2 separate regions of the Homo sapiens genome follow, and region 1 is linked to region 2. The links are chromatin loops, found by intact Hi-C in ENCODE. Cell type or tissue: heart right ventricle. All regions are shown on one strand. Links, peaks and the distances in the headings refer to the core of each region. The heading gives the core; the rest is flanking DNA. Region 1 overlaps CTNNBL1 (catenin beta like 1). Region 2 holds the start of LOC100287792 (a long non-coding RNA gene).

The links. Hi-C counts contacts between places; a loop is a spot of excess contacts. Peaks named below come from ENCODE experiments on the same cell type or tissue, not always from the same donor. Only the 100,000 strongest peaks of a DNase experiment are listed, where the experiment ranks them.
Region 1: a loop joins it to region 2, with 4 times the contacts of the local background. A loop is called at or near these places in 1 of 110 quality-filtered maps.

Annotation. Positions count from the first base shown.
Region 1 is chr20:37,729,553-37,745,434 of GRCh38, forward strand. CTNNBL1 (catenin beta like 1) reads left to right here. Exons shown (of 16, transcript NM_030877.5): 2 at 3,327-3,515; 3 at 7,826-7,932. Among named protein-coding and RNA genes, the nearest start is that of CTNNBL1, 43 kb to the left of the region's middle. In heart right ventricle, for the core only: no CTCF peak of the experiment used is centred there; DNase peaks (open chromatin) are centred at 8,449 and 9,439; H3K27ac peaks cover 3,244 bases.
Region 2 is chr20:37,667,599-37,683,480 of GRCh38, forward strand. LOC100287792 (a long non-coding RNA gene) reads left to right here and starts at 9,312. Exons shown (of 4, transcript NR_040021.1): 1 at 9,312-9,488; 2 at 10,360-11,020; 3 at 11,318-11,428; 4 at 14,474-15,636. In heart right ventricle, for the core only: no CTCF peak of the experiment used is centred there; no DNase peak of the experiment used is centred there; H3K27me3 peaks cover 377 bases.

The sequences.
Region 1 (15,882 bases), core at 6,513-11,512, 64 kb after region 2:
TTTCTTTCTCCCCTCGGAGATAAACAATCTAGAAATCTCCTTTCCGTGGAGAACTATGGAGCTCATGCCTTAACTTGGCTGCTGCAGCAGGCTCACGCTAATCAGAATCGCAGCAGGGCTTATTTTATGAGCTTGAAAGAATTAGTGTTCCCAGAGGGCTGAAGTTCCTTACCTGCTGAGGAGCTACAGATTTCCAGTTGGAAGCCTGCCCTCCTTTAGGATGAATCTACCTTCCCTTCCTCTTCTTACATGAAAACCACCACCTCCTTTTTTATTGTAGCCTGTCTGTGGTTACTGGCATGTTGCTTTCCTTTTTATTTTTCTTTTTTAGGGTAGAGCAGTAATGATGATAGTACATTTTTGTAATTTTTGTCCTTATGGAAAATAAAGTGTGTTCATACGAAATTATCATCTAGCTCAGGGAGACTAGGAAGAGAGTGAAAAATAGCAGGTGGTACCCTACAAACTAAATTGTCGAGTGTGAGTTTTCTAAACAATGTCATATGCTCAGACTTACTAAAGCACCTGGTATGTGGAGCAAGCAGGAAACATGAATAAAGAGGGGAATGACTTTCTACCACTGGCAGAGTACTGTTCAATACAAGTCAAAAGGGGAGATGTGTAACATGTATAATAGAAAATTTTCTCTTATTACCAAACAACTTAGCAGGCTGGCAGTGAAAGTGGCATTTTCTTTTGTTTGGTAGTAACATACCACATTGCACCAAGCATATCGCTGGTGGGTGTGATTACTATATCAGATAAAGAAATCTCATTGAAGAATCTAACACAAATGTTTTGTTGGAGAAGACAGAATCATGTGGATTACCTCACAGTGATGATTTTATGTATTTGTTTAGTACCATTATGGTTTAGAGTTCTTTCACTTGAAGTTCACAGAGAAAAGAATTATAATGTCCATTTACAGATGAGGAAACTAAGGTTTAGAGAGGTAGGTGATGGGCCCAAAGTTGAACCAGGAGTAAGTTGAGCTGAATGGAGACACTGGGCTGTTTGGTGTCTGGGCAGTGCTGTGTCTCTTCAGCTCTGAAGCCCCTTTCACTACTGCTCTGTTTTATTCTAATTTAATGGAAAACAACAGTAAGACCTTCTTCATGGATTGCATTGTAAAAGGCAAAATGAGCTGGCTGCAGTGGCACACACCTGTAGTCTCAGCTATTCAGAGGGCTGAGGCAGGAGGATTGCTGGAGCCCAGAAGTTCAGGTCCAGCCTAGGCAACATAGTGAAACCTCATCTCTAAAAAGTAAACAACAACAAAAGGCAACATGAGGTCCTAACAGAGTATGGTAGAAAGGTCCTTGGACTAGGAGTCTGGAAGTGCCAGTTCTATTTTCAGTGGTGCACGAGTGGTTTTGTGATCTTATGTAATACTTGGCTTCTGGGCCTTTATTATTATTATTATATTTGATTTAAAAAACTTTTATTTTTAATTAGCAAATAATTGTATATATTTATAGGGTACAAGGTGATATTTTGATATATGTTTACAGTCTGGAATGATTACATCAGGCTAATTAACAAATCTATCACCTTTAATACTTTTTCTGTAGTGAAAATATTTAAAATCGTTTTATCAATTTTTAAATGTACAGTTCATTATTATTTATTATATTCAGCATTCAGTGCAATAGATCACTAAAGCTTATCTTCCTGTTTAACTGAAACTTTTTTTTTTTTTTGAGACGGAGTTTCACTCTTGTTGCCCAGGCTGGAGTGCAATGGCACGATCTCGGCTCACCGCAACCTCTGCCTCCCGGGTTCAAGCGATTCTCCTGCCTCAGCCTCCCAAGTAGCTGGGATTACAGGCATGCACCACCACGCCTGGCTAATTTTGTATTTTTAGCAGAGATGGGGTTTCTCCATGTTGATCAGGCTGGTCTTGAACTCCTGACCTCAGGTGATCTGCCCGCCTCAGCCTCCCAAAGTGCTGGGATTACAGGTGTGAGCCACCGCACCCGGCCTTACTGAAACTTATACTCTTTAGTCAACATTTCCCTCCGTCTCCCTTCCTCCCCAGCCTCTGGTGACGATCATTCTACTCTCTACTTCTATGAGTTCAGCTTTTTTAGATTCCACATACAAGTGAGATTACGAGGTATTTGTCTTTCTGTGCCTGGCTTATTTCACTTTGCTTAATGTCTTCCAGGTTTATCCAGGTTGTCTCAAATGACAGAATTTCCCCACTTTTTAGGGCTGAGTAGAATTCTATTGTGTATGTATACATTTTTTTTATCCATTCATCTAGTGACGGACACATAGGTTGCTTCCATATCTTAGCTATTGTGAATAATGCTACAATGAACAGGGCAGATATCTTCTCAGCATACTGAATTCAATTCTGTTGGTTACATACCCAAAAGTGGGATTGCTGGATCATATGATAATTCTATTTTTAATTTTTTGAGGAACCTCCATCTGTTTTCCATCATGGCTGTATTAATTTGTGTTTCCATCAACAGTGCACAGGGTTCTCTTTTCTCTACACCCTCAACAACACTTTATCTTCTGTCTTTTTCATGATAGCCATTCTGATAGGTGTGACATGATAACTCATTGTGATTTTTCTTTGCATTTCCCTGATGATTAGTGATGGTAAGCATTTTTTTCATATATCTTCTGGCCATTTGTACATCTTCTTTTGAGAAGTGTCTATTTAGGTCCTTTGCCCAGGCTCTGGGCCTTACTCAACTCTTCTGTAAAATAGAATTGGGAGTACAGTAGACATTCAGAAGTTACATATGTAATATTTTATGTTTGTACTATTTGTGAGTAACTGTAAAAAAGGCTTTGTAATCTTACGTAGATGTGAATTAAAACCAGGTGCTAAGACGCTGGCATTGGGAGTTATATCTTGACTAGTATGTGAGCCTAACCCAGTGTCCCCATCTTAAGATAGCTTTGTTGCTATTTCCGTATACATAGGAACTTTTGTGAAATGGCAAAACTGCGTATAAAAAAATTCCCACTGACTTTCATGGTATATTTATAGAATCATTAAGGATCTGAAAAATGACCACATAGAGCTTTACCCCATGTGGTGGGAGAAGTTGTATGCTGGATGCTTTTGAGTCAGAGAATTCTTGAAAGCTTTTAGGATATTTGCTGTCTATGCCTTGCAAAGTCTTTTTTTGTATTTTTTGTAGAGTCAGGGTTTTACCATGTTGCCTCAGGCTGGTCTCAAACTCCTGGGCTCAAGAGATCTGCCTGCCTTGGCCTCCCAAAGTGCTGGGATTATAGGCATGAGCCACCACGCCTGGCTTCTATGTTGTATCCAGCTCTAAAATCTTATGTTTCTTTTCTCTCAGCCCAATAGGGGCACAAAACGTCCCCGGGATGATGAAGAGGAGGAGCAGAAGATGCGTCGGAAACAAACTGGTACTCGAGAACGCGGCCGCTATCGGGAAGAAGAAATGACTGTGGTGGAGGAAGCGGATGATGACAAAAAAAGGCTGCTGCAGATTATTGACAGAGATGGGGAAGAGGAAGAGGAAGAGGTAACGTGGCAGCGCTGGGTGGGAGCTGAGATGGCTGGCCCTGTAAAACGTAATTTTGGGCCAAATACTAAGCTTGTCTGAGCTTCCCATCTTCATCTGTAAAATGGGGTTAAGAATTCATATTTCATCGCGTTAATGTGAAGGTTAAGTGGGCTAGTGCAGTTGGGAAAGCATCTTATGAGATGTAAAGAATGTGACAGAGTTTTAAAATTGTTCCATATTATGTACTGTAGGGGAGGGTCAGGGCAGGCTTCCTGGATCTTACTGAGGACACATAGAAGGCACTTGCATTATTATCTTTGAAAGAGGGGTCAAATTTCACCAAGTGGAAGGAAGGGCTTTTTGGGCAGAGAAAATGGTATTAGCAAAGCAACAAAAGTGGAGAAGTTTAATGGGTTCCACAGTATTAGGTATTTAGGTGTGACTGCAAAAGTACAGCTTAGGGAAGGAGATTCCTCGGGCCTTTCCCTTTGCTGTTCCTCAAGATGCGTTGGGGCCTTTCCACTCATTCCTGCCTCTGGACCTTTGGACTTCTGTGTCCTCTGTTGGAATGCTCGTCTCCCTTAATGCTTTGTATGACTGGTTTCTTCACATTCAGGTCTCAGTTCAGATGTTTCCTCCTCCAAGAAGTCTTTCCTATGTAGCCCTGCAAGCCATTCTCTCATTTCCTCATTACTGTATTTTGTATATTGTCTGCATAGCACGTATCATGATTTGAAATTCTAGTTGTTTATTTTGCTCATTGCTGTCCTCCTCTCAGCCTCCCATGAAAACAGAGACTGGCTCTGTTCTGTTCACAGCTCTATCTTTGGCACCCAGAGCAATACCTAGCTCTTGGTAGGCCCTTAATAAATATTTATTGAATGAATAAATGAATGAAGCTGGGAAGAGTAGAGGTAAAATATCAGTGATTAAAAACAAAATGACCTTACCTCTGTGTCTTTTTAAATCTTTAAGTGTTAACTTGTGTGTTATTTCACTCTGGCATTTTGTTCAATATGAATTATGGAAATAAGAGTCTTAAGAGCCAGCTGTTTTTTGGTTCTCTCAAAGACACGATGCTAAGTTTGGATTACAAAATGAGGTTGGCTGTGAATCTGAGAAGAAGAAAAAATGGATTCATATTCCAAAAAGGTCTTTACTGTGTTGTGACAATAGCTCTGTCTTTATTAGGATTTGTACTAGTGCTAATTTGGGGGTCTCCCGCTAAAAGATGATGGCACTTTAGAAATACGTGGTGGGAGACAGTCCTGAATTTTTTAATTTCCTCTCTGAGGGCAGCAGCCTTGCCAGGGCTTAGACAAACAGTGTGTGTAGCACATCCTCCCTCCCTTCCCTCCTCACCAGCTTCTGCTCAATCTGTTAGCCCTGCAGCAGCAGTTAATTGGCAGGTATAATTCCCATGTAGGGCAAGGCTGGTACTGGAGGATTAGGATAGTAGCTGTCATGGGTAAGTGGTTTCTAGCCTGGGAGACAGAAATGTAATGTGGGACCAACCCGTCTGTTAAGGGACAGGGAAAAAGAGATCGCTTTGTAAAAATGACACATGGAAGGCTACAAGTCCAGGAGTTATTTTCTCACTGCCACTGAAGTCCCATTTGATGAAAAACAAGTGATGTTTGCCCCTGTAAAGTCACGTGAACTTGTAAAATATTATTGTCCTTTTTGTGCTACATCATCAGCATTCATCTTTCTGAAATCTCCCTCTGGTTTCTGACGTTGAGCTATTGGAGATACTGCTGTGGCTGATGACTAAGACTGATAATTCAGTTTTCCCCCAGTGTTGGAGAGAAATTAAAGGAGGGAAGGCCAAACCCCGGAGAGGCTAGGACTTCGGAAATCCCATGAGAGCTGTGTTAACACTAATGTGGTTTTTCTCCAGAGTGGGGCAAGATGTTAGCTAAGAAAAGAAAAAGTAGCAGATATTGAGCTTACTTGAAAGTGATTTAACCCTTTCCTAGAAATGTTTTGATTATTTTAGTTAAATTCTAGTGGTATGTTGGGTACATTGTGCCTGTTGCTGATAATAACCATAACAGCTTGCATTCATGTAGTTTACAAAGTAGTTTTATGTACATCCTTTCTTTAGGTCATCTCTATGACCTTGAGAGATAACAGGTAACAATTTCATTCATCCCCTTCCTTCCCCTCCCCTCCCCTCCTCCCTTCCTCCATTCCTCAGATCTTCACTGAGTACCTGCTGTGTGCCAGACACTGGAGAGTCTACTTATGCCAGAGAACAAGTAGACATGGGCTAGCAATGGGAGTCTTTGCACTGGTTTGGGGTTGGAGAGATTATCTGGGCAGATCCTGCCAGATCCTTACGTAGATCATGTGAGGGATTTGGGATTTTATTCTAAGTGTGTAGTGGATGAGTTCAGGAAAGACTTAGGAGATAGAATTAGCTGGACTTGATGAAGCTTTGAGAAATATATTCAGCAAAGTAACATTGTCCCATGGCTAGTAAGTAGTGAAGCTAGGCTCTGAGTCTTGACTGAGCCAGGACTCTGACTTGTTTTTACTGTGTCAGGGAACCTGTCTTTAAGCTGTAGACCCTGGGGAGGAGGTAGGGGTTCAATAGAGAACCTTGGGATCTAGGAGTCATTGGTATAATCTAATAAATGTGTCATGCTGAAAATGAATTTATGGGTAGCTCCCACTTAAAACCCCATATGTGGAAATAGAAATTTAATAATAGAATAATAGCTAACATTTTTGAGTACTTATAAAATTATGGGATGATTCAGTGCTTTCCAAAAGGATCTATTTCAGGTTCTCTTAATAGCAGTTTCTTTATTGCTTTTAGGTGTGAGTTATGGTCAATGACTACAAAGCTGTGAAGCTTTGAGTTGGGATAGTATGAAGAGAAGCAGGGTGCATTGCAGCACATTAATTTAAACTGGAAGGAAACTGAAGATAAAACGTGTGAAATTTCAGTGTAGATTTTTTGGAGAAAAAATGATTTAGTTTTCAAATATTCATTTTATTTGCTTTCATAGGTATTATTCCAATGTATGAAGCCAGAAAATTCTGTACAGTCTACTAGCTTTTTTTTGCATTCTCTAGGCAAGGTTACTAAATTCTTGATGCTACTTCAGGGTTCAAAGTACCTGTCTGAATTCCTTCTCAGCATCTAGTAAGTACCAGGCAAAGTAATATATAAGAAATGCTAAGCAGTGACTATAGCTAATTAACAACCGTTCTTAGTTTACGCACTGTGGAAAAACAGGCAGTAGGTTGGATTTGGCTCATGGGCTGCAGTTTGCCAACTTCTGCTGTAGGAAAAGATTAAGGGTCACTGTCACTGACTCAGAGTTTGACCTTAAACAATTCTTTTAAACCTGTCAGTCTTATCTTACATGTATAGCAAAGGATGACAAGGTAAATGTATAATAATATTATCTAATATTGTTGCTTACTCTCTGCCATACAGTGTGCTCAAGAAATATTTGTTGAATGAGTGAGTCTTTAACAACTTTTCTTTTTTTTTTGAGACAGAGTCTCCCTCTCTCACCCAGGCCGGAGTGCAGCGGCACAGTCTCGGCTCACTGCAACCTCTGCTTCCCAGGTTCAAGTGATTCTCATGCCTCAACCTCCCGAGTAGCTGGGACTACAGGCATGTGCCTGTATTTTTAGTAGAGATGGGGTTTTGCCATGTTGGCCAGGCTGGTCTTGAACTCCTGACCTCAAGTGATCTGCCCACCTTGGACTCCTGAAGTGCTGAAGTGCCCAGTCTTTAACACCTCAAACCGAATTTTCTGTGTTACAGATAGTGGGCATTGTGTGAGACACCCAATGTGATATACCCGAAAAGAAGCATGTGATTACAGGCCCTTACTCCTCATTGTAATTAGAGAGATAAAGTGTGTACTGTGGCCGGGCACAGTGGCTCACACCTGTAATCCCAGCACTTTGGGAGGCCAAGGTGGGCAGATCACGAGGTCAGGAGATCGAGACCATCCTGGCTAACACGAAGAAACCCTGTCTCTACTAAAAATACAAAAAAATTAGCCGGGCATGGGGGCATGTGCCTGTAGTCCCAGCTACTCGGTAAGCTGAGGCAGGAGAATCGCTTGAACCTGAGAGGCAGAGATTGCAGTGAGCTGAGATCATACCACTGTACTCCAGCCTGGGCGACAGAGCAAGACTCCATCTCAAAAAACAAAACAAAACAAAAAAAGTGTACTGTACATTGAACCCAGAAAGGTCAATGGCAGAGTGAGGTGGGGTATAAGAGCCACAGGAAAGTAGTGACAATGAATGTGAAACCCCTGTGGACTGAAGTTTTTGCATTTGTCTCTTTGTACCAGGAGGAGCCATTGGATGAAAGCTCAGTGAAGAAAATGATCCTCACATTTGAAAAGAGATCATATAAAAACCAAGAATTGCGGATTAAGTTTCCAGACAATCCAGAGAAGTAAGGTTCTGTTCCACTGATACCATGTCTCCTCTGTGGCGTTTCGTTGGCTAATTTTGTTTTGATTTTGGTTTGTTTTGGCTTTTGTGATTTGGGCCAGGAATCCCAGGATGACCCCCATGTTTGGGAATTCACTAGAAGGACTCCCAGGACTCAAAGTCAGTGATACTCAGGGCTGTGGTTTATTACACAGGGCACACAACAGGATCAGCAAGAGAAAAAGACACATCAGGTGGCATCTGGAGAAATTCAGATACAGGCTTCCTATGTTTTCTCCTTCCCAGTGGGTGGGATTATACAAACATGCTTCTTTCTTCAGCAATGAAATGCATCAACATGTGTGCAGTGATGCTGTCCAGGGAAGCCCATTTCAGACTCTGAGTTCAGGGTTTTTATGGAGGACTGGTCATGTAGGCATTCTCTGCCTGTAATAACAATAACAACCAAAATTGTAGGCTCCTGGAAGGAAAGCAGCTGTTCAGTGCCCCGGGCTGACAAAGCAGCAACCTTATCACTTAGGGAACATTTCAAAAGCCAAATTCCTGGCTGCCAGCCTAGGGCCAGCCTTGTAAGCTAGCCCTTTTCAAGATCAGCCCCGCAGTTAACATATTAACTCTCCTGCATTATTCTTTTCAGTGCCCAAAGAAGACTGATCGTGCCTGCCGTTAGTGATAGCTTTACTGTGGAGATCATTTCAGAGGCTCTGAAGTTAGACAGATATTGGTGTGATACACACATCCCTTTGAATAAGTTACTTCCCCTTTCTTAGCCTTGGGTGTCTCATCTGTATAAGGAAATAATGCCTTCCTCACAGGGTTGTATGAAGATTAAAGGAGAATAATGTAAGTGTTTAGCTTAGTACCTGGCACATAGTAGGTGCCCATGAGATGATAGTTAACGTGAGTTTTACTACACTGGCACCTTGGTGCACTATGAAGTGCTATGTGAGGAATCTGGCATCTTTCAGTCAGTCTTGAATCCTAACCAAGGGGACTTTCACATTTATACGATTTTAATGTTCTAAACCTCTCTTTCTTTCCCTATCTTTGTCCCTCCCAGGACATACAATTTTAATGAATCTTAATATGCCCAAGGCCCCCAGGCAATTAACAATTGAGTAGTACAGGCTTTGCACTCAAGTTTTTAGGTTACTAGGGAGACTGACTATAAAGGCAAGGTAGAAGGAAACAGACACTTTAAAAGAGATATAATAGGAGAAGAAACAGTAAATACCAAGTTGGGGGCTATTGAGGGTGTCACAGAAAAGATAGTAGTTGAGCTGGGCCTTGAAGATTCATTTTTATTAGGCGGAAAAGAACACAGGAAGGCATGCCAGGCAATATGAGGAGCATGAACAAAGGCACAGAGGTGTCAGCGGGCACAGAGTCTTCATGGCAACCTAGAGAGGCCAGCGTGGTCAACTATGTTGTCCCTGTGCTGTGGATGAGAAGGCAGAGTGGGGAGAATGTGGTTACTGGGCCTAGGGCCACAGCCCTCTTTGATAGTAGGAGTAGCTATTAATAGATCAGGGCCCAGCTTATCCAGCATTAGAGTCCTATCAGGTTTTGTACTGATCTCCACCATACAGGAGCACTGTGTGTGTGTGTGTGTGTGTGTGTGTGTGTGTGTGTGTAATTACACAAGTAATGCATGAATAGATTGTCATTCTGAAAATACCAGTGGTACATGAGTAGAGTGAAAAATGAAAGTTTTCCTTCACTACTCTGATCCCTTTCCATTCCTCTGCCTAGAGGAACCTTGTGAACAGTTAATTATGCAAATGTATTTGTTTCTACTTAAATCATACTGTGCATATTCTGCACCTTGATTTTTTGGGTCATCTAACAGATCTGTCCAGGTGGTACATGCATATCTACCTTGTGTTTTTTTAATTGGTGCATAGTATTTCATGGTTTGGAAATACCATGACTTATTTAATTATTTTCTATTAATGGACATTTGATTATTTTAAAATCGGCTTTTATGAAAAATGCTATAGTGAACCTACTTGTACATGTGTCTTTGTGTGCATATATTTCCATAGGATAGATACCTAAATTTTGAATTCCCAGATTGAAGGGTATGTACATTTTAATGATAGCTACTGCCAATTTTCTCACTGTATTTTTAAATTCTCCCCCCAGCAGCAGCATCTCTTTTCTTGTGTTCTTGCCCACAATGCATGTGATCAGTCTTTAACATCTTTGCCATTTGTTTTGTTGTTATTTCTGTACTCAGTGGTTCCTGCATTAGACTCTGTTCCTTTTAGGAGATGGACGGTGTCTTGTTTGTCTCTAGTGCCTACCACAGTACTTGCCTTGCTGTAGGTGTTCAGTAAACATGAGAGAGCTCATGTAGTCCCTGTCGTCTTTATTACATCCCCATTGCTTGAACCTAAGGATACATTATGAGGAAGCTATGCTGCGGGTAATGATACTGGAAATTTAAGAAATTCAGTTTACTTCTTTGAACACCAGTATTTCCTTCGCCCGCTTGGTAGATACACGTCTCTCAATTTGGAGCAGAGTTTCTGCAGGTTATGTTCACCATCTACATCTTAGGTACCTTAGTGTTACAGTTCATTAACTGGGTTTAAGACAATGTGATTTTATTTAAAAAAATCGGTAGTGTTTTCCATTCAGACAAAATGTATATACTATTTTAGTTTTAAAATCTGAGCATATGAAAATTGAAATTGTGCATAAAGAACTTTTTTTTTTCATGTCGAAAAGCAGTTAGGAAACTACATTGTGTTTTAACCTTGAGTTCTTGAATTCTCACTGGTGCAGTGTCTTTCGTAATTCTCTAGATCAGCGAGGTGAAATTAAGATGAAAATTGCTAGAGTGTATTCGGATGAAACTTTCCGGTTGAGATCAGAAACATTCAAATTTATTTTCCCATATATCCAATTGTCATTTTGATCGCATACCCAAAAATGCCTCTCTTCATTTGACTGCATTTGAGATTCAGTTGACAGTTCTCCTTATGCACCCTCCAATTTGCACTGCCTGATCTTTCTCCTAAACACCACATTGACTAGAGTGTGCTGTTTCCCTAGAAAGTCCTTTAATAGTTCTTCTCTTCATTTTTGCAGGGACAGAATTACTTAGTTTACTGATTTTCAACCTTTTTGGTCTCAGGATCTCCTTGTACTCTTAAATTATTGAATATCCCAAAGTGCTTAGAAAATTCTGGCAAATACAAGAATAGACAAGCACACATTTCATTAGCCATCAGGGCAGTGATGTCATCATGTCATGGAGCCCTTCAGAAAACTCCATTGTACACTCCTGAAAGAATGAGAGTGAAAAAGGCAAATGGTGTCTTAGATTTATTATAAAATAGTTTTGATCTTATAATTCCCTGAAAGGATCTCCAGCCACCCCGCTACCCCATCCTGGGGTCCTAGGACTACACTTTGAGAACTGCTGATTTACTTGGATGGAGGGAGCATCATGTTCCCCCAGCAGTGATTGCATTTAGGACTTACCAATTTCTGTGGCTTTCCCAGTGTTTTTGAACTTTGCTGGTCATTTGCTGATATTCACCCTTGTGGTTGAAGGAGAATATCCTGCTGGTCTGAAGCAAATGCACATGGGCAGCCTAGGAAAATATTCTCTGTCATATTAGATGGAATCGATGACCCCATCTCAGCCTGGGTTACTGTTTTAATATGTTGCTCTATTGCTTTCCCGTCACCTCTAACTTTATCCTTTCCCCCAGCTGTGAGTCATCTATTGCTGAAGGTATGCCTAATTCCTAAAGACAGTTCTCTGCAAATAGTAGTGTGTGCTTTAAATGAGTAGGCTCATGAGTAGGCTGTGCTTGGTCAGGCAAAACAGAAGACGACTGTTATAACAAACTTGAGGGTACATAGATTCATTGAGTACTTGTATGTGCCAGCTATTATTAGGCACTGTATATATATTATCTCTTTTAATCCTCACTATAGGAAGATAAGGAAATCAGGGTCTAGCAATAAGTTAGTTAATATTCTGTGTCTTCCTTGATCAGGTTGGGACACCACGCTCTGTGTTCCAGTGACACTTCTCTTGGTAGTACCAGGCATGCTTATAATTAATGGTTTGTAATAGATTATTTATATTTAATGGAGGCCAGAAACTGGGATTATTTTATCTGTTATATCCTCAGTGCCTAACACAGTGACTGGCACCTAGTATGTGCCTAGTAAATATTTGTCAATTCACTGTTCATGGCCACACCTCTAGTAAATAGCATGGCTGGGAGTATGACCCAGGTCAGTCTCATTCCCAAGTCCAGCATTTCTCACGGTATCTTGTTACTCACATAACACTGGACCCAGTATATTTTTGTAATATTTCCCTGCTTGCAGTTTTATTCTCTGCTTGTTTGTTTTATTTTGATAATTTTCTGACTTCCTAAACTTAAAAGCACTGGGTTAAGACCATATTTGGAAGAAGAATTTCAAAGTTGGAAGGAACTGAGAAGCACAGTCTATTCTACCATCTAACTCTTGGTATTTTTTTTTTTAATGTCATCCTTTATTAACTATCCCAGTGAGAAGGATCTAACTTTCCAAAGAAAGCTATTCCATCATTTGGCAGCTTTGACTCTTAAAATTTCAACTCAGAATGAGAAAGCATTTCAACAAATTCTTATATGAGATGTATCTAGACTCCTTAGAATCTTGGTTGTTTCCCTGAATTGGTTTCCACATCCCTCCTAAAAGATGGTTCCTTGAACAGATGTCACAAAGTTTTAGGGTCATTGAATCAGCATAACTCTGTATTGTCCTCTTTTAAGTACCCTAAAACCACCGTAGCACTTGTGGCAGCTGTTTTCATCTGTGCCCCCATTTACAGGCATCTCCCAAGTTTCTGTGTTGGACCAAGGCCTGCGTCAGGTGCTGGATGTCCAGAGATGAATAAGAAATTGTCTCTGGCAGAACTGGCTCATGTTCTGATTTGTATTACAGTTATGGTTCAATAAAGCCATCAAGTTCAGAAAGAAACACATGTGCCCTTATGAAACTGTATCTCTCCCAGCCTTTACATTTGTACTTGACTTTTTGGTTCATTGCAGTTTTCTGTGTGGATCCCAGGTATTTTTCCTTTGGTTAGATTTGGCACATCATTATTGCCTGTCAGGAACTTTTGAATTGATTCTGTCAGCTGCTGTGCTTACTGTCTCTTTAAGCTTTGTGTCATATAACATTTTTTCATTTTGCCCTTTATCTATCTTTGCTCATGTTATTGATTAAAAAAAAATAATAAAATACTTGATCTAAACAGGCCTAAGGACAGACCCCTCCAGGTGACTAACAATCGTTCAATTACTTTATTTATTTATTTTTTGAGACAGAGTCTCACTGCATTGCCGAGGCTGGAGTGCAGTGGCACGATCTTAGCTCACTGCAACCTCCACCTCCCAGGTTCAAGCAATTCTCCTGCCTCAGCTTCTCGAGTAGCTGGGATTACAAGTGTGCGCCACCACACCTAGTTAATTTTTGTGTTTTTAGTAGAGACGGGGTTTCACTCTGTTGGCCAGGCAGGTCTCAAACTCCCGACCTCAAGTGACCCGCCCACCTTGGCCTCCCAAAGTGCTGGGATTACAGGCATGAGCCACCACGTTCGCTGTCGATCACCCAAATCACCAGATCTTATACTGCACTCAGCACAATTTTTTTTTTTTTTTTTACTGTTTAGTGCCCAGTCTCCCTTGCCAGTTCTTCCAAGTGAACTGGAAAAACCTTTTGTCAGGTTGTTCTCCAGAAATCTTGTATACACTCACTCACATAAGGCAAATAAGCCTTAGAGGTTTGTTGAGGCCTTTGGGTTCAAGGATTATGTAGATCTCCTGGCCCATGGAATATTTGAATCCTTCTGCACCAGCCTTACTGAGTCATGATTCTGATTTAGCTTCCACACTTCAAGTGATCTAAAAAAATAATCTATTTGCAAGCAGAGAAGGAAGCCTTTTAAAAAAAAGGTATTGGGGGAAAATCTTGCTAAAATAGTTATGAAATTTACTTGGAATAATAAGTGAGAACAGGCAAGGAAACACTGAAAAATAAAAACAACAAGGGAGTTGTTTGCAGTAACACACATAAAACATACTATAAAGCTATAACAATGTGGAAGTGTGGTCCTGACTCAGGAATTTACAGACGAATCAATGAAATGGAGTGAAAAACCCAGAAACAGAATAAAGTACACATTAAAATTTAGTGTATGATAGATGACATTTCTTTAAATCTCTGGGGAAAGATAGATTATAGTATTGGAGCACTTGGCCAAACATTTGCAGAAAATAAAGTTAGATTTGTGCCCTATATCAATACATTAAAATAAATTTCAGATAGATTAAATATTTAAATATATAAACATAAAAATACATCATAAAATATATCTTCTTTTAGCACAGAAAATATCTTGCTCAGGATACATGTAAAATAGAGTTCATAAAGGCAAAGATTTTGCTACTTGAACTTTTTAAAACCTTTATGTCAAAAGGAAAAAAAAACCTTTATGTCAAAAAGCACAATGTACAAATTAAAGGGCAAACACTTTTCTCTGATTATTTTTTTTGCAGTGTAGGATAGAGATTAATTTCCTTAATATACGGTGTTTATAAATCTATAAACAAAGTGAGCATCCTAATAAGAATGGGCAAAGAAGAAATACAAACAGTAAACATTAGAAGAATGTTAACCATCTTACTATCAGAAATGCAAAATACAAAATGAGTTGTCTTTTCTATCTCAAATTGGAGGAGATACTGTTTGTGAAGAGGGTAAGGGGAAATAGGCACTTCATGCACTATTGGTACTTTTCTGGCAAAATATATCAAAATCTATTTAAGTCATGTGTACTCTTTGACTTGTCCCTTTCCTTCCTGGGAATTTATCCTAACACAGTAATTAGGAATGCATACATCTTAGTGTCATTTGTTAAAGGGAAAAGAAATGGAAATTATCTGAATGCCTGACAAAGGGGGATTGGTTAATTAAATCACAGTACGTCTACTCAAGGGAATATTGTGTGGCCATTAATCTATGACTTAGAACAGGGATTGTAGATAAGCTTAATCGGCCACACCCAGCCTGTGATTGATTCATAGTCTCTTCTTGGAACACTGTGTTGAGAAGGATTCTGAGGCCAGCCATCTTGGCTCAGCAGGGAAGAGTGCTGTGGTGAGTGAGGGATTTTGCCATGGAGAAGGAGAAGGACCCATAGCAGTTTGTCAGGTATTGGCTTCTCCTATTGTAGTAGAATAATGATAAGGGGAATTATTTAGCCTATATTAACAACAACAGCAAAATGAATATAGAACTATATACTATATAGGCTTACTTTTTGGGGGGAAAGTCTGTGAGTTGAGAAGAATGACTTAAACATACAGGCAAACATACATGGTATTGAAGCGGTTGGTCAAACATTCACAGAAAATAAAGTTAGATCTTTGCCTTATATCATACACTGAAACAGAATTTAAGAGTCTGTGAGTTGAGAAAAAGGCTTAAACATAAAGAGTATTATCAATGGTTATTTTTGGTTAGTAGGCTTATGGATAATTTGTTTACATTTTTGAGGGCTTGCTTTTCTTTCTCCGGTTTTCTACAAAAAGTATACTGTAATTGGGAAAAAATATATAAGCATATACTTAAAAATATTAATGGAGAAAAACAGTAATAGAAATTGTCTAAAATATGGGCATGTTTTAAAGAATTCTAAGTCTCTAGATTTTGTTGCTTACCGACTCCAGATTTTTGGAGAAGCTGTATCTACCCAGCCCCACAGCATCTGGAAGTTGATGAGTCCTGTGTGACTTCAAGAGTCCCTGCTTGTGTTCCTTTTCTTTGTGCCCTCAATTTAATTCAGTAGGCATCTGTGGATATAAGAGACAAAGATACATTTCCTGTCTTTAAGAAGTTTACTTTCTAGAAGAGAAGACAGACATATTACAGT
Region 2 (15,882 bases), core at 4,453-9,452:
CTTACTGCAACCTTTGCCTCCTGGGTTCAAGCAATTCTCCTGCCCCAGCCTCCCAAGTAGATGGGATTACAGGTGCCTGCCATGACACCTGGCTAACATTTTTGTAGTTACATATTTTTCATGCACATTAAAAATGTCTATTCAAATTTAAAAAGACAGTCATCTGGGTACCACCAGAAATGATCCCACGTACCACTTGACCATGCATCCCCTGTGGTAAGCGTTGCTTTAGAACTTCCTAGGGTCTGAGAACGTGGTTCTTGCCCTTTAAACACCATCACACTTTAATTGGACACTTTTGACTTGCATCTCATAATTTTGCCCCCCAACCCTTTTTTTTTTTGAGACGGAGTCTCGCTGTGTTAACAGGCTGGAGTGCAGTGGCATGATCTTGGCTCACTGCAACCTCTGCCTCCTGGGTTCAAGCAATTCTCTTGCCTCAGCCTCTGGAATAGCTGGGACTACAGGCGTGCACCACCACGCCCCGCTAATTTTTGTATTTTTAGTAGAGATGGGGTTTCACCATGTTGGCCAGGATGGTCTCGATCTCTTGACCTCATGATCTGCCCGCCTCAGCCTCCCAAAGTGCTGGGATTACAGGTGTGAGCCATCGCACCTGGCTGATTTTGCCCCATTTTTCTCTGCTGCAATTTGGCCAGTGATTCCTGTCTTTCCCTCTATTATCCACCCTGATTAACTCAGCTGCACCTGTCAGCCTTTATTCCTGAGACTGAGAGCGGGTGGAGCGAGGCGTGCTGAAGAAGTCATTAAAATGCATGAGTTTGATCATATTCACTCTTTCCTGTCCGGAGCATAGGGGGCTAAGTCCCTGGGTCCCACATCTGAGCTTCATTTGACAGGCCTGGGGCTCATGGCCTAGGGTGAGGAGGCCTATGGGAACCAGCGGTGGCAACCTGCAGGCTTCATCTGGTGGACACTACCGGGGGCTGGGTCTCCGAGATCCTGTGAGTTTCTCCTGGGGTGTCTGACATCATCCACTGCAGGAAGCAGGGATGAGGTTGTTCAGTGAATTTTCCCTGTATTCTCTGGAAGAGGTGCTTATAAAGATGGAATAAGGCGAGTTTAGAGAATTTTGATTCCTCTTGCTGCTGCTTATTTCTTCCAGCCTCTTTGTCTTCATCTGTAAAATAGGGATAATAATAACTGCCCACATGAGGTGGGAGGAGCAGTAGTGAAGAATTCAGGTTTTGGGCCCGGAGCAGTGGCTCACGCCTATAGTCCCAGCACTTTGGGAGGCCAAGGCAGGCGGATCACCTGAGATCATGAGTTCAAGGCCAACCTGGCCAACATGGCGAAACCCCTCTCTACTAAAAATACAAAATTTAGCTGGGCATGGTGGCTCACACCTGTAGTCCCAGCTATTTGGGAGGCCGAGGCAGGAGAATTGCTTGAACCTGGGAGGTGGAGGTTGCAGTGAGCTGACATTGAACCACTGCACTCCAGCCTGGGTGACAGGGCAAGACTCCATCTCAAAAAAAAAAAAAAAAAAATCAGGTTTTGATGTCCAACAGGCTGGTTCTATCATTTATAATTTATAATGTGTAGGACCTGGAGCAAATCATTTTACCTACAGGACTCTCAGTTTCCTCCTCTGTAAAGTGGAGATAACATCTACTTTCTAGGGACAGTGCAGGAGGATGAAAGAGCGCTGAGCCAGTGGCTAACACAGGCTGAGCACTCAGTGGATGGCAGCAATTGTCATTATCATCATTATCACATCACCACATCATTACAATATAAAATATTGAGCAAATCTGGGATATTTTGGTACTTAACATTTGTTTCCTCTTCCTTTCTCCCTACCTTTCTCCCTCCTTTTCTTCCTTCCTCCTTTTTCCCTGTCTTCTCACCTTCTTTTATTCCCCTTCTTCTCACTTTCTTCTCATCCTTCCTTGGTACATCTGGTTGCAGCTGCAAGGAGTGGCAGGAGCTTACACAGGAAAAGGAGGTGTGGTCAGATCCTGGGGGGACTTGAATGTCAGAGGGAGTCTGATCTTCAGCCTAGGGGCAATAGTGAGTCACTAAAGCCTGCGGTGGAGCAGAAACAAGCTGTGGTGAAAGTGGGGAAGTGAGCCTGGCAGCAGAGATTGGGAAGGGGCTGTGAGGGCAGAAGCTGGAGCCAGAGAGGTGAGCTATCCAGGGAGCCTAAAGGTCAAGTGAGAGAGATGGGGAAGCAGAGGCTGCATCTCTGTCTAGAGCTCGCCTGGGAGAAGTAGCCTCATTCTCTACGTTCACCTTGCCCACAAAACCCAGCCGGAGCACCCACCTCTGTGTGACCTCAGACAAGTGCTTAACCTCTCTGAGCAGCAGTAAGGCCATCTTAGCTCTTGGTGACACCCCCTGGCTTCCTAGCAAAGACACTTCTGGATCCTACAGGCTTCCATCATCTTCCAGGCTGCTCTCTGCTCAGAGATTAATTTGTTTACTCCCTTGCCTGGAGATGAACCGAGGGAACTAATCGTCCATCAGCGCAGGCTCCCCCAACCTCGCACCGCCCCGCCCCAAATGTCCATTTTCTGGCAAAATATGTCCTTGCCGCTGACAAGGCTGCTTGGAAAATGCTAATTTTATCCTCGAATTAAAATTTGTTCCCTTACCCTCGTTTTAATAAAAATGAAGCATCCGGAAACATTGCCACGGTGCAGAAGAGAAAGATCTGACATAATTTTTAAAATGCCTTCAATCACGCTGACTTCTGAACGGTCTGTCCTCTAACCCTGACCCCCTCCCCATCTCCCAACCCCCTGAGGCAGCATTTACATTTCTTAATAACCCCTCATTAATATTCATGAGAAGGGGCGGGTAATAACGGCTGAGCACACCGCACTAATTCAATTTCCACCCGCCTCAGCGTGTTTACTTAATCACCAAGGGACCCGGGTTACTCAGTACAATTATTTATTCGGAATTAGATCTGGAGGCATCTGGACTGGAAACAGGGAACCAAGAGCAAAATGAAAATCGAATTCTCTTCGTCCTCCCCTCCCAGCCGCCTCTTCCTGACCGTGTGCCAACGCTCCAGGCAGCCAGCAGGGCTTAGAGGACAAGGCTCCGTGCCCGCCGGGCAGCTCCTGAAGGAACTGGCTCGTGAGGGGCTGAATGTGTTCCAGATGCTCTGGCCCCGGCAGGAATCTCTCATCAACAGTAGCCTTGGAGTTATCGCAAGGCCCAGCAGTGGGCCAGTTGCACCGTCCCAGCCAAGAGCATGGCCAGCCAGAGTTAGGGTGTTCAGGAGATGCTGGGGTATTGGCCCAACCTGGACATGCAGTGTGGACAGACTTTTGATCACAGGCCCTGTGGAGGTGAGAGTTTGTGACATGGGGTCTAAATAACACCTGCTCATCCTCGAACCCCCGCTTAACTGTCACCTCCTCCAAGAAGCCTTTCCTGGTCCCCAGACAAGGTTAGCTTCTCCTATTACACACACCTTCTGTTACAACCAGGATGGGCTTGGTCATAGCACCTTGCCCACTGTGGGTGTTCACACAATGGTTTCTAATTAGTTGTTCAGGGTCTGTTTCTCCCAATAGTCAGTTCCGTGGGAGTAGGTCCCATGGCTGTCCTGGTCACGTGTTCCTAGCATCTAGCAATGCCCAGCACAGAGATGCTCAACAGTATTTGTTAACTTCTTGACTGATTGATTCTACTATTGACTCCTGATTCTCAAGCCTCTGTTTCCTTATCTGCAAAATGAAGCTAAGAACATTCATCTTGTAGGATTGCCGTGGGGACTCAGTGTTTTCCATGTAAAGAGGATGCAGAGGATGTCGGTGTAAAGTGTTGAGCTCAGTCCCTGACCCACGATAAACACCCAGTTCACATAAGATGCTATTATTATTACTGTTATTTCTGATGGTGGTGGAGCACAGACAAGTTAACTGTGGGAGGCCTAGGTAGACCCAGAGGAGGCTGGGCTTGGAGGGAGCTCTTCTGAGTCTTGAGACTCTGAGATTCAAAGTCTTGAAATGCCTTTCCCAAGTTCACACAGCTAGTAAGGTCAAGCCTCCATCCTGCTTATCCTTTTAAGCATTGGATGACCTTAGCAAGTTGTTTAACTTTTCTGAGCCTCAGTTTCCTCCTCCGTAAAATGAAAATAATAATGGCAGCCGCCTATTGGATTGCTAGGGAAGATTCAGTAAGGTCCCTCGTGCAATTTAGCATGGAAGCTGATACATGAACTTAATGAAAAGGGGTACTGTTACGGCAGATGTGGTGAGTCCAGGCAGAGGGAATAGCATGAATGTATTTATCTATTGATTCACTTACTAATGTATTTGGTTATGGATTCAGCATGCATTCATTAGCCCTTACCAGGTGCCTGCCCCAGTGCTAGGCTCTGACAGGGAGCAGAGAGGTGCAGAAAGCACAGCTCCCTCAGATTGGAGCTCCCGGCTGATAGAAAAAGTGAGTCAGGAAGGCCCTCACTGGCACATCAGCAAATGCCAAGGCTGTGAGGGTACATTGGAACCGTGGCTTCCAGCTCTGAGGTTTAGGAACAGGTGACTGAAGGGGTGGCATTTGGGGCAAGAAGAAGAATTTGGGCCAGAGTGAGGGGGCGGAGCATCCTACGAAGAGGAACCAGCAAAGGTATAGACCTGGCAGTGGGGATTTTCTGTTACAGCCAAAGCATCCTCAGTTGATACACTTTGTGTATGTTACCCCTACTACTTGGACTACACCCTTCTACCTTGATGCTCAGCAAACTCCTACTCATCCTTCAAAGCCCAGCGCCAAATGACTTGATTGTCCAGTATTCTGACATCTCTTGGCAAAGCCACAATTCTTTCCTTGTGTTCTCCAGCACTGTGCTCCTACCCAGTCCTCAGCCTTCTCATGTAGTATCATCTGCTTACCCACCTATCCCTGGTTCTTACCCTTCTGCCCCTCTGCTCTGTATTCCAGGGGGCTGGGTTTGGCCAATGGGAGGCGCCGGTGGGGGGCTACAGGGCAGAAGGAAGGGAGAAGTCCAGGTATTTCTCCTCTCCATCTTGGGCAGCATCTCCAGCAGTGGCTGTGTCTCCTCCATGTCTCTAGCTCTCCTGGAGCTCCACCGTGGTCCCATATTCCACCAAGTGACCCTCCTCCTGGGCTGGGGTGGTGGCAGCCTCTTGCTATTACTCGTCTTTGGGCTGCTTTGCCATGTCCAGTTGTCTTCTCAGACCTTCTGCCACCTTCCATTCCCTGGATTAAAGTTCCTCTTTTGTAAATACTCAAGTGTTTCCTGGTTAGACACTGACCCATACACTTCCCTACCAGGCGACAAGCTTCCTGTTGGGAAGGGCCCTGCCTTGTATCCCCAGGGCTTGGATACAGAGAAGCTGCCCAAAGGTTAATGAATGAATGAATGTCTTTTGATTACATGGCTTGTCTAGCCAGATTCTACTCTCATTTAGCAAAAGAGAAGAGGCATAAGGGAATGAATTGCTCCCTGGGGTTAACAAATGTTTGTATGAAACAACATTAGGCCAGGCGCAGTGGCTCACGCCTATAATCCCAGCACTTTGGGAGGCTGAGGTGGGCGGATCACGGGGTCAGGAGTTCGAGACCAGCCTGGCCAATATAGTGACACCCCATCTCTACTAAAAATACAAAAATTAGCCAGGCGTGATGGCATGCACCTGTAGTCTCAGGAAGGCTGAGGTAGAAGAATCGCTTGAACCCGGGAGGTAGAGGTTGCAGTGGGCCGAGACCACGCCACTGCACTCTAGCCTGGGTGACACAGCAAGACTCCATCTCAAAAAAAAAAAAAAAAAAAGAAAGAAAGAAAAGAAACAACATCAATAATAATAATACTAAAGAAATGATGTGTAAATAAGAAAATGCTTTCTAAATAATGCTAAGCCTGTAAGCTTCTTTGTAGACTGTAAAATTCAGCATCCACATTGGATTTTCCTGTTTCAGCCCATATCAGTGTTTCTGCTGAGGTGGCTGCAGAGTGGGAGGCCAAGAGATAAAAGAGAAGATAATGGATTGGGGGCCATGTCTCAGCCCAAGATCAAAAGGCAGAGAGGAGCGCAGGGGACAGCAGATGGTTTAATCATTACAGACTCATTTAGAGAGGCCCCTTCCCTCCCTTCCTGCCTCCAAAGCACCTGGACCCTCAAGTGCCCAGACAAGTTCCCAGAACTGGGGCTGTGTTGGAAGACAATGAAGGCCTGCCAGCCTGTCTGCCAGAGAAGTTCAGAGGGCTGTGGGAGGGGGCATTTCTCTAGAAGTCAAATGGGAACAGCAGGATGGGTGGATTGTGGGATTCGGAGAGGAGAATGAGTGAAAGGGAATTTTAGAGATGCAAGGAACTGGCGCAGCCTGTCTTAGGTTGGGTTCCCTGAAAAGCAGAGACTAAAACAAAGACTTGAGTACATGCTTGGGTACATATTTTATCTGGGAGATGCTCATAGGAAGTAGAAGCGAGGGAACCAAGAGAGCAAGACAAGGAAGGAGCTGGTTGCTGCAGTGGATAATTGGGATTTGATTGTGCAAATAGCCTCTGAGTATTATGCAGAAGTCATCTCAGAATTGTTCACCCAGAGGATAGAAGGCTGGGGCATTTATCCTCTAACTGCTATTCCCCCAAGGGATAAGCATTACCCGAGGTAGGTCATTAACTTTCCACACCTCTGAGCTGTGCCTATGGGTCACAGAACCAGGGACCAGGACTTCCAAGACAGCCTTGAGGCTGCAAAGCTGAGAGACTAGGCAGGCACTTGAGGTGGGAATCTGCCAGCATGCATGGGAGCTGTGTAGCCCAGCTGCAGTTGAGGTCAGAGGTGGGGCACAAGGCTGTAGCATGGTGGCACTCACAGCATCTACTGCACTCTACTATCCCTGCTGCACACAGCCTGAGTCCTCAAGCTCCATGGCCATTCTTTCCTTCCTTTATTCACTCAACAAACACTTCCCGAGCACCTACTCTGTGCCAAGAATTGTGCTAGGTGCCAGGAAGAGTGTGTGAGCAAGACAAACATGGCCCCTAACCACACGCTGCTTATATTCAAATTCAGAAGGCAGAAATAAATAAACGTAGGTGCAAATTAGTAAGATGCCTTCAGAGAGTGATAAGTGTTCTAAAAGAAAGAAACAGGGGTGATATGGTTTGGCTCTGTGTCCCCACCCAAATCTCACCTTGAATTGTAATAATCCCCACTTGTCAAGGATGGGACCAGGTGGAGGTAATTGAATCACGGGCGTGGTTTCCCCCATGCTCTTCTCATAATGAGTGAATCTCATGAGATCTGATGGTTTTATAAACGTCTGGCAATTTCCCTGCTTGCTCTCATTTTCTCCTTCCTGCCACCATGTGAAGGACATGTTTGCTTCCCCTTCTGCCATGATTGTAAGTTTCCTGAGACCTCCCCAGCCATGCTGAACTGTGAGTCAATTAAACATCTTTCCTTTATAAATTACTCAGTCTAGAATATGTCTTTTACTTTTGTTTTTGTTTGAGAAGGAGTTTCGCTCTGTCGCCCAGGCTGGAGTGCAATGGTGCGATCTCGGCTCACTGCAACCTCTGCCTCCTGGGTTCAAGCAATTCTCCTGCCTCAACCTCTTGAGTAGCTGGCATTACAGGCACGTGCCACCATACCCAACTAATTTTTGTATTTTTAGTAGAGACGGAGTTTCGCCATGTTGGTTAGGGTGGTCTCGAACTCCTGACCTTGTGATCCTCCCGCCTCGGCCTCCCAAAGTGCTGGGAATACAGGCATGAGCCATCACAACCAGCCTCGAATATGTCTTTATTAGCAGCATGACAGTGGACTAATACAAGGGAGATGGAATAGAAAGAAAACATAGGGAAAAGGAGGGGACCTGCTTTAGGCAGGGCCATCAGGGAGGGTCACTCTTGATAGGTGACCCCTGAGCACAGCCCAAATTGTTGAGAAGGAATATACACATCTTCTGCCACCAATGCCTTGTGACTCAGTGGTTCTGAAAATGTGAGGTTTCAGGGACTATACAATATAAAATTTTTTTTTGAGAACTAATATAGGGTTGCTAACTATTTTGCCAAATAAAAACAAAAAACAATTCAACTATGAATGGCCATTTACTATCTCCATGATTTCATAAATGAAAGGACATTTAAAACACTCCCAGAGTAGGAAGAACATGACCTCAGAATAAAGACAGTCTTTTAAGTGAAATAAATTTAGCTTTATTAAAAACCCTCTTCTTTTCTTCATTTTGTCCCCAAACTCTTGGAAATTTCTCTCCATCTCAAGGTCTACCTTGAGGGCTCAGGACACATTGTTATTCTCTTTGTTTTCTCAGCTTGGGGATTTTGGTAATGGGAGATAAAGTGTGAAATTGCATGTATATGCCCATGTCCATCAGTTTTTCCATTTGCAAAGTTGGGTAGTTGCTTGAATTATTTCTAAAGTATAAACTAGAAAGTCCAGAGATCTTAGCAATTCATTCATTTAACAGTCACAGAAACTGCATAGAATTCCTTTCTTCTCACCACCACCTTCTCTGCGGGGGAAACTCCTCTCCTACTCTCAAAACCCAGTTCAAATATCCTGTTCCTGGGCTTCTCTCTGCAATCAGTCAGCCATCCTCCCTGCAGAGAGTCTTGGCCTATATTGAGGACACAGCCCCTATCCATTGTGATAGGTGATTGTCTCTGGGTGGGGGAAATTGGTCCTGTGTCTCCCTTCCAGAAAATCTTTTCATTTCTCAGAACTCCTCAGTATAAATGTGGGTAACGCAGAAATGCAGGAAATAGAGATTTGTGAGCAGAAGAGAAGGGGAAGGGAAGTAGCATTTATTGAGTATCTGCAATGCACCTGTCAGGTGCTTCACGTGTGTATTATTTCATTGGAAGCTCTTACGTACTTTAATACAGTCCCTCCCACCATAACTACTGCTCCTTATCCCATTCCTACACACACACTGCTCTTTCCATCTGTGACACCTGTGCTCCTGCCATTTCTTCTGCCCAGGAAACCTCGCCTCCTAAGTCCTCCTGGATTCTTCCTGTGTGCTCTTGACTCCACGCCTGGGACCTGGCAGCCTGGGGGTTTGTCCGCCCTGTTTAGACGAAAATGGTCATTGCATCCAGGCCACATAGTTAGGGTCAGAGTTCAGGGAGACAGAAGCTCAAATGAAGAGGCTGCCTGGCCCTTTCTAGCCTGAAAACACTGAGATCCTTTAAACAAGAGACTCCCTCGATCCAAGACTCTAGAGTTGTTCGCAGTTTTGTGTTCATGGCTGGTCCTGGAATGCTGATTCTCACTTCCAAGATTCTAGAACTCTGAGATTCTACAAACAGTGGAGAGAGCCTCTGCTTCAGGACTTGAGCTGTCTCTGCTGCCTCTCCAGGGGCCACCTGGCCTCAGGACCCCAGGCAAGCACCGTGGGTTGGGAACCAACCTGGTGGAAAACTAAAATCAGCCCATCTTCAGGTCTACCGCGGCGGATGAAGCCTCACGCAGAACAGATACAGTTGCTTGGCAAGCAGGGGGCTGCAGGTGTGTGGAGGTGGAGAGGATGCCCCCTGAGAGACCTTCCTCTCCCCTCTGAGACTGGAGCTGCTGTGCCAGCCTGCAGGCCCTTTTCATGACAACAGTTGCTTAGCGCCTGCCAGTCCTCACACCAACTTCCCTCACCTGCCCCTCTTTCCTTTTTTCCTTTCCTCACTCAAGGAGCCAATTTTCACTCAGTAAACTTTCACCACTTCATCCTGCATGCCAAGTGCTGGGTTAAGCATTTGGCATCTATCACAGATTGGGCTCTCATAAGCCAAGATTGCGCCACTGCACTCCAGCCTGGGCGACAGAGTGAGACCCTGTGAGAGAGAGAGAGAGAGAGAGAGAGAGAGAGAGAGAGAGAGAGAATGGTCAGAGTCCTAATCCCAGGTACTTGTGAATGTGATCTTATTTGGAAATGGGGTCTTTAATGATGTGATTAAGTCGAGAATCTCAAGTTGAAATCATCCTGGATTTAGGATGAGCTCGCAATCCAATGACGGGTGTTCTTATCAGAGAAAGGAGAGAGAGTTGAGACACAGACACAGAGAAAGGCCATGTGAATATAGGGAGCAGAGGCTGAGACAGGAGAGATGTATCTGCAAGCCAGGGAACACCTAGGCTTGCCCACAGCCGCTGGAAGCTGGGAAAGAGGCATGAAACTGATTCTCCCTCAGGGCCTCCAGAAAACCAACCCTGCTGATCTCTTGATTTTAGACTTCTGGCCTGTAGAACTGTGAGAGAATACACGACTGTTGTCTTAGGCCCCCAAGTTTGTGGTAATTTGTGACTGCAGCCCTGGGAAACAAGTCCAGAGGCTTAGTGTATGCTGTTCCATTGCCTGGAACATGATGCTCTTCTCTTTCCCAAACAGTTTCTCAACTTTGCCCTTTGGTGCTTGTAAGTGGACATATCTGCAGAGAAGAAAGGAGACATTTTCAAAGAATTGCTCTTACTGCCTCCTCCTTGTCCTGTGGCTCTCAGCTCAAATGGCACCTCCTCCAAGAAGCCTTCCCTGATTTTCTACCCTTCTCTGTGCTCCCAGTTTCCTGGACTGCCCGTGCCACAGACGTGCTGGCACTGTCTGTTGACATGGCTTGCTCTCTACTTCCCCACTGGACTGGGCACTCTGCAAGGGCAAAGACTGTGTTTGGCCCCTCTTTGTGGCTGCAGCTGTGCCTTGCACAGGTTCAGGCACAGTACGGGTGTTCACTAATGTTTGCTGAATGAATCAATGAACAAATATTCCCTTCCAGTTCTGCTCCACCTCTGGACTCCTGCCCCACAGGGGAGAAACCCTTTTTGAAAGCACCTGTGACATAGTTCAAGATCACCAATGTCGGGCGAGGGTAGGACATGCACCCTGGAGTCCAGCCATACCTCAGCACAGCCCTCCTGCCCACATCGCCAAGGCCCTGTCAGAGGCATGACAAACAGCTTGGCTGATGGCTTATAATGTCAAAGATGATGGAAACAGGGAGGCGACGGCTGAAAGAATGGGTTGGGGACGCTTGTCATAACTTTATTTGTGGGAGGTGAGTTTCTGTCGGCTGGGTGATGGATGGTGGCAGGGCAGGCACAATACAGACCCTGCCACTGCCTCTCTCCCCTGTCTCTAAGCCAAATGACTTTGGGGATGAAAAATGACTTTCTTGGGAGAACCCGGGGGAGGGGAACTTCATTCAGGGTGAGGGGGCTGTCTGGTCAGCACCTTGGAGTGACTTTTGCTTTTTTTTTTTTTTTTTTTGCTGAGAGTTGACTTTTTTCTGGGACAGTCTGATCATTTCTTTCCTTCCTTCTTGCTTCCCTCTCTCCCTTGACAATAATCACAGACACACTGTCTACCTTGATTCTCCAAACTGCCCTAAAAAGAACATACATTTTTACAGAGGAGGAAACCGAAGCTTGAAGAGGAGAAATGACATATCCAAGTGCCCCATGAAGTAAGTGAAAGACCTGGGAGTTGAACCTGGGTCCAGTTGCTCTAAAGCCTGACCTCTCTCCACAATCAAGTGATAAAAAGGCCACAGGGCTGGGCATGGTGGCTCACGCCTGCAATCTGAGCACTTTGGGAGGCCAAGGCGGGCAGATCACCTGAGGTCAGAAGTTCGAGACCAGCCTGGCCAACATGGTGAAACCCCATCTCTACTAAAAATACAAAATTAGCCGGGCATGGTGGTGCACACCTGTAATCCTAGCTACTCGGGAGGCTGAGACAGGAGAATCACTTGAACCCGGGAGGCGGAGGTTGCAGTGAGCCGAGATCACACCATTGCACTCCAGCCTGGGCAAAAAGAGCGAAACTCTATCTCAAAAAAAAAAAAAAAAAAAAAAAAAAAAAAAAAAAAAAAAAAGAAAAGCCACAGAAGTAGCAGCATGTGCCATGTTCCCTGGAAGCACAGTGAAGACAGCAATTAATCCGACAGGAGGAAGTCAGGGAAGGCTGCCTGTCAGAGGTGACATTTCAGTTGGTCCTGAAAGGGGGAGTAAAATGTTAAATGATAGAAAAATAAGGCAACAATTTAGGAAGAGAGGGTTTTGGGAGTGAGAAGAGAAATAGAGAGGATTTGCATACATTTTTGTTTGCTTACCCAAAACCAGACACTGTCCCCTTTCTCCTTTCTATTTTTTTTTTCCTGTGTGTGACAGTGTGACAGTTTTGCTCTTGTCACCCACGCTGGAGTGCAATGGTGCAATCTCAGCTCACTGCAACCTCTGCCTCCTAGGCTCAAGTAATTCTCCTGCCTCAGCCTCCCAAGTAGCCGGGATTACAGGCGCCTGCCACCATACCTGGCTAATCTTTGCATTTTTAGTAGAGATGGGGTTTCACCATGTGGCCAGGCTGGTCTGGAACTCTTGTCCTCAGGCGATCTGCCCTCCTCAGCCTCTCAGAATGCTGGGATTACAGGCATGAGCCACTGCACTTGGCCTCTCCTTTCTAATAGAGCCACCATTTTGGGGGAGGTGGTAATCTATCCTTCTACAAAGAGCCATGGGCTTTACCAAGCCATTCATGAGGTTCTAATTCCCTTGTGAGTGGCTGGTTTGGAAACAGGAATGAGAACAATTCTGCTGAATGAAATAAGAGGAATGTTTGCTCAGGGGCTTCTGGAAAAGACTTTTTGTTTGTTTGTTTTCTTTTTTTTTAAACAGGATCTCACTCTGTCACCCAGTGCTGCAGAGGCACAATCACTGTTCACTGCAGCCTCAACTCCCGGATGCAGGTGATGCTCCCCCCTCAGCCTCCTGAGTAGCTGGGACTAAAGGTGTGCACCTCCACACCCAGCAAATTTATTGTATTTTTTTTTGTGGGGGGTGGGGTTTGTCATATTGCCCAGGCTGGTCTCAAAATCCTAGTCTGAAGCAATCTGCCTACCTCAGCCTCCCGAAGTGCTGGGATTACAGGCATGAGCAATTGTGCCCAGCTTTTTTGGTTTGTTTTCTGAAAGAGAAAGCCCCTCCTCTTTTGCAGGACATGGTCACATGCATGCACGATGCCTGGAAGTGTGGCAGCCGTCTTGTGACTACATGATGGAACTAATACATGGGTGATGACTCAGTGGGAAGATAGGAAGGACATCATTAAACCTCTGAATGAATGACTGCTACAGCCACCATACCACAGAACTTAATCTTTGAGTTGATACATTTTTCTCACTGTTAACCAGCTGGATTGGTGGTTTCATTTTTGCAGCCTAAAGTATTCTGGCTGATAGAAGAAATAAAGAGGGTGTCAAGCCTCCTAAAGGCCCCCACCTCTTAATACCATCACACTGGGGATAAGGTTTCAACATATGAATTTCAGGGGACACAAACATTTGGACCACAGCGGAGGGCATGTGTATCGGTCACATTGCCTTGGTCCGAAATCTGACTACACCTGGCTGTGTGACCCAGACAAGTTACTTAACTCCTCTGAGCCTTGGCTCCATCATCTGTAAAATGGAAATAGAGAGGATGTTAGGATTAAATAAGTGCTGAGAGTAGCACTAGCATGTGGAACAACCACAAAAAATTGAGATTTGAGGCCAGGCGTGGTGGCTCACACCTGTAATCCCAGCACTTTGGGAGGCCAAGGCAAGTGGATCACAAGTTCAGGAGTTCAAGGCCAGCATGGCCAAGATGGTGAAACCCCACCTCTACTATAAATACAAAAAATTAGGCGGGTATGGTGGCAGGCACCTGTAATCCCAGCTACTTGGGAGGCTGAGGCAGATAATTGCTTGAACCTGGGAGGCAGAGTTTGCAGTGAGCTGAGATCAGGCCACTGCACTCCAGCCTGGGTGACAGAGTGAGACTCCATCTCAAAAAAATAAAATAATAAAATAATTAATTAATTAATTAATTAAGATTCGAGTGTCTAAGGAGTTAGTCAAGGTCACAGAGTCAACCAGTGTGGTGGAAGCAGGCTGCATCTCAGGCCTGAGCTCAGAGCTGTGTGTGTAACCGTTGCATCCTCCTGCCTCTGGAAGGCAGATTCACGGAGCCAGCACCAAGGCCAGGGCCCAGAGCTCAGGGTTGGATTTCTGGTTGCTGAATTCATGCTGTACTCCCTGGCATTGGCTCAGCCAACTGTGGCTAAGAGTTGACTTTGCTTCCCTGCTCTGTGTACCTGTCTTCCACCCCCTCTCCTGAACAGTATTTCCCTGGGGCTCCCATTACCAATTTGCAGAGCAAAGGCATGCACAGGCAGTTCAGGGGTGGCGCAAGCTCAGCGACTCTGGTATTGTTTTTAATTCAATATTTTGTCCCTGTGCGCCAGCCTCCTTTATTGGATGAGAACACTGTTATTGGATCCTGCCCTGCAGGAGAAAATGCAGGCTTCCCCAGATGATGGCAGCTACGTTGTTCTAGAGTCTGATGAGTCAAGGCAGGGCGAGAAGACAGAAGAGAGTTCCAGAAAATCTGGTGGTTACAAGCTGTTCTGTGACACGCACAAAAAAATTAACATATGTATTATTGACCCTTCTTCTTCCCCTCTCTTCTAGGGAGGACAAAAGCCCAGGAGGCAGCTGTCGCATCATCCTCTTCCTTTCCCTGCACATCCGCTACATCCCTTGGTCCTACTGATTTCACCTGCCGTTTCCTCTATGTCCAACGTTACTCAGTCCAAGTCCCCAAGCATTTCCTGCCTCGACAGTTATTCTACCCCATCCTCCCCTGCTGCTCTCAAACTCCTCCTTCTTTTTTTTTTTTGAGACAGACTCTTGATGCCCAGGCTGGAGTGCAATGGCGTGATCTCAGCTCACTGCAACCTCCGCCTCCCAGGTTCAAGTGGTTCTCTTGCCTCAGCCTCCCAAGTAGCTGGGATTACAGCGTGCGCCACCACACCCAGCTAATTTTTGTATATTTAGTAGAGATAAAGGGTTTCACCATATTGGCCAGGCTGGTCTTCAACTCTTGACCTCAGGTGATGTGCCCGCCTTGGCCTCCCAAAGTGCTGGGATTACAGGCTTGAGCCACTGCGCCAGCAAACTCATTCTTCTTCTTACAGACTCTCTTATTTGAGTTCACCTAAAAGCCTGAGATAAGGAATTGGATGTACAGAATTTATTTGCATGGCCATCCCAGGAAACACTTGGAAGTAGGGGAGTGGGAAAGGAAGACAGGGAGGGGTAGGCAGCCAGGAAAAGGGTTATCGAGCAGGTTACACTGTGGATAACGGGGGCTTGATTCCACCAGACCTCTGGGAGCCCATGAATAACACCTCGGAGTTCTCCTGCCTGCGGAGTTGGGGAGCAGGGTATTTATCTACTAGGTCCTATGGGGGCAGGGGTGTTCATTCTCAGGCACCTCTGACCTGCTTCACAGGCGGGAAGAGTGTGCTCCAGAGTTGTTAAAGAAAGTCTTTAGGTAAAGAGACACAGTGGGCTGGGCACAGTGGCTCACGCCTGTAATCCCAACACTTTGGGAGGCCAAAGCAGGTGGATCACCTGAGGTCAGGAGTTCAAGACCAGCCTGACCAACATGGTGAAACCCCGTCTCTATTAAAAATACAAAAATCAGCTGGGAGTGGTGGTGGGTGCCTGTAATCCCAGCTCCTTGGGAGGCTAAGGCAGGAGAATCACCTGAACCAGGGAGGCAGAGGTTGCAGTGAGCCGAGATTGCGCCACTACACTCCAGCCTGGGTGACAGAGTAAGACTCTGTCTTAAAATAAAAAAAAAAAAAAAAAAAAAAAAAAAAGACGCAGTGCTGGCAATTGGAAGTCTGCCCAGTGCACACTTAATTGTGAGGGTCGGGGGTGTGGGCGACGAGGCGCTGGCAGCATCTCTTCTATTAGACACAGTCTTTGACTTAAAGCCCGCTGATGGCTTCCCTCTGCTCTTTGGAGTAAAGACTCAAGTTATTTGGGTGTTTGTTTTGTTTTGTTTTAGAGGAAGTTTCGCTCTTTCACCC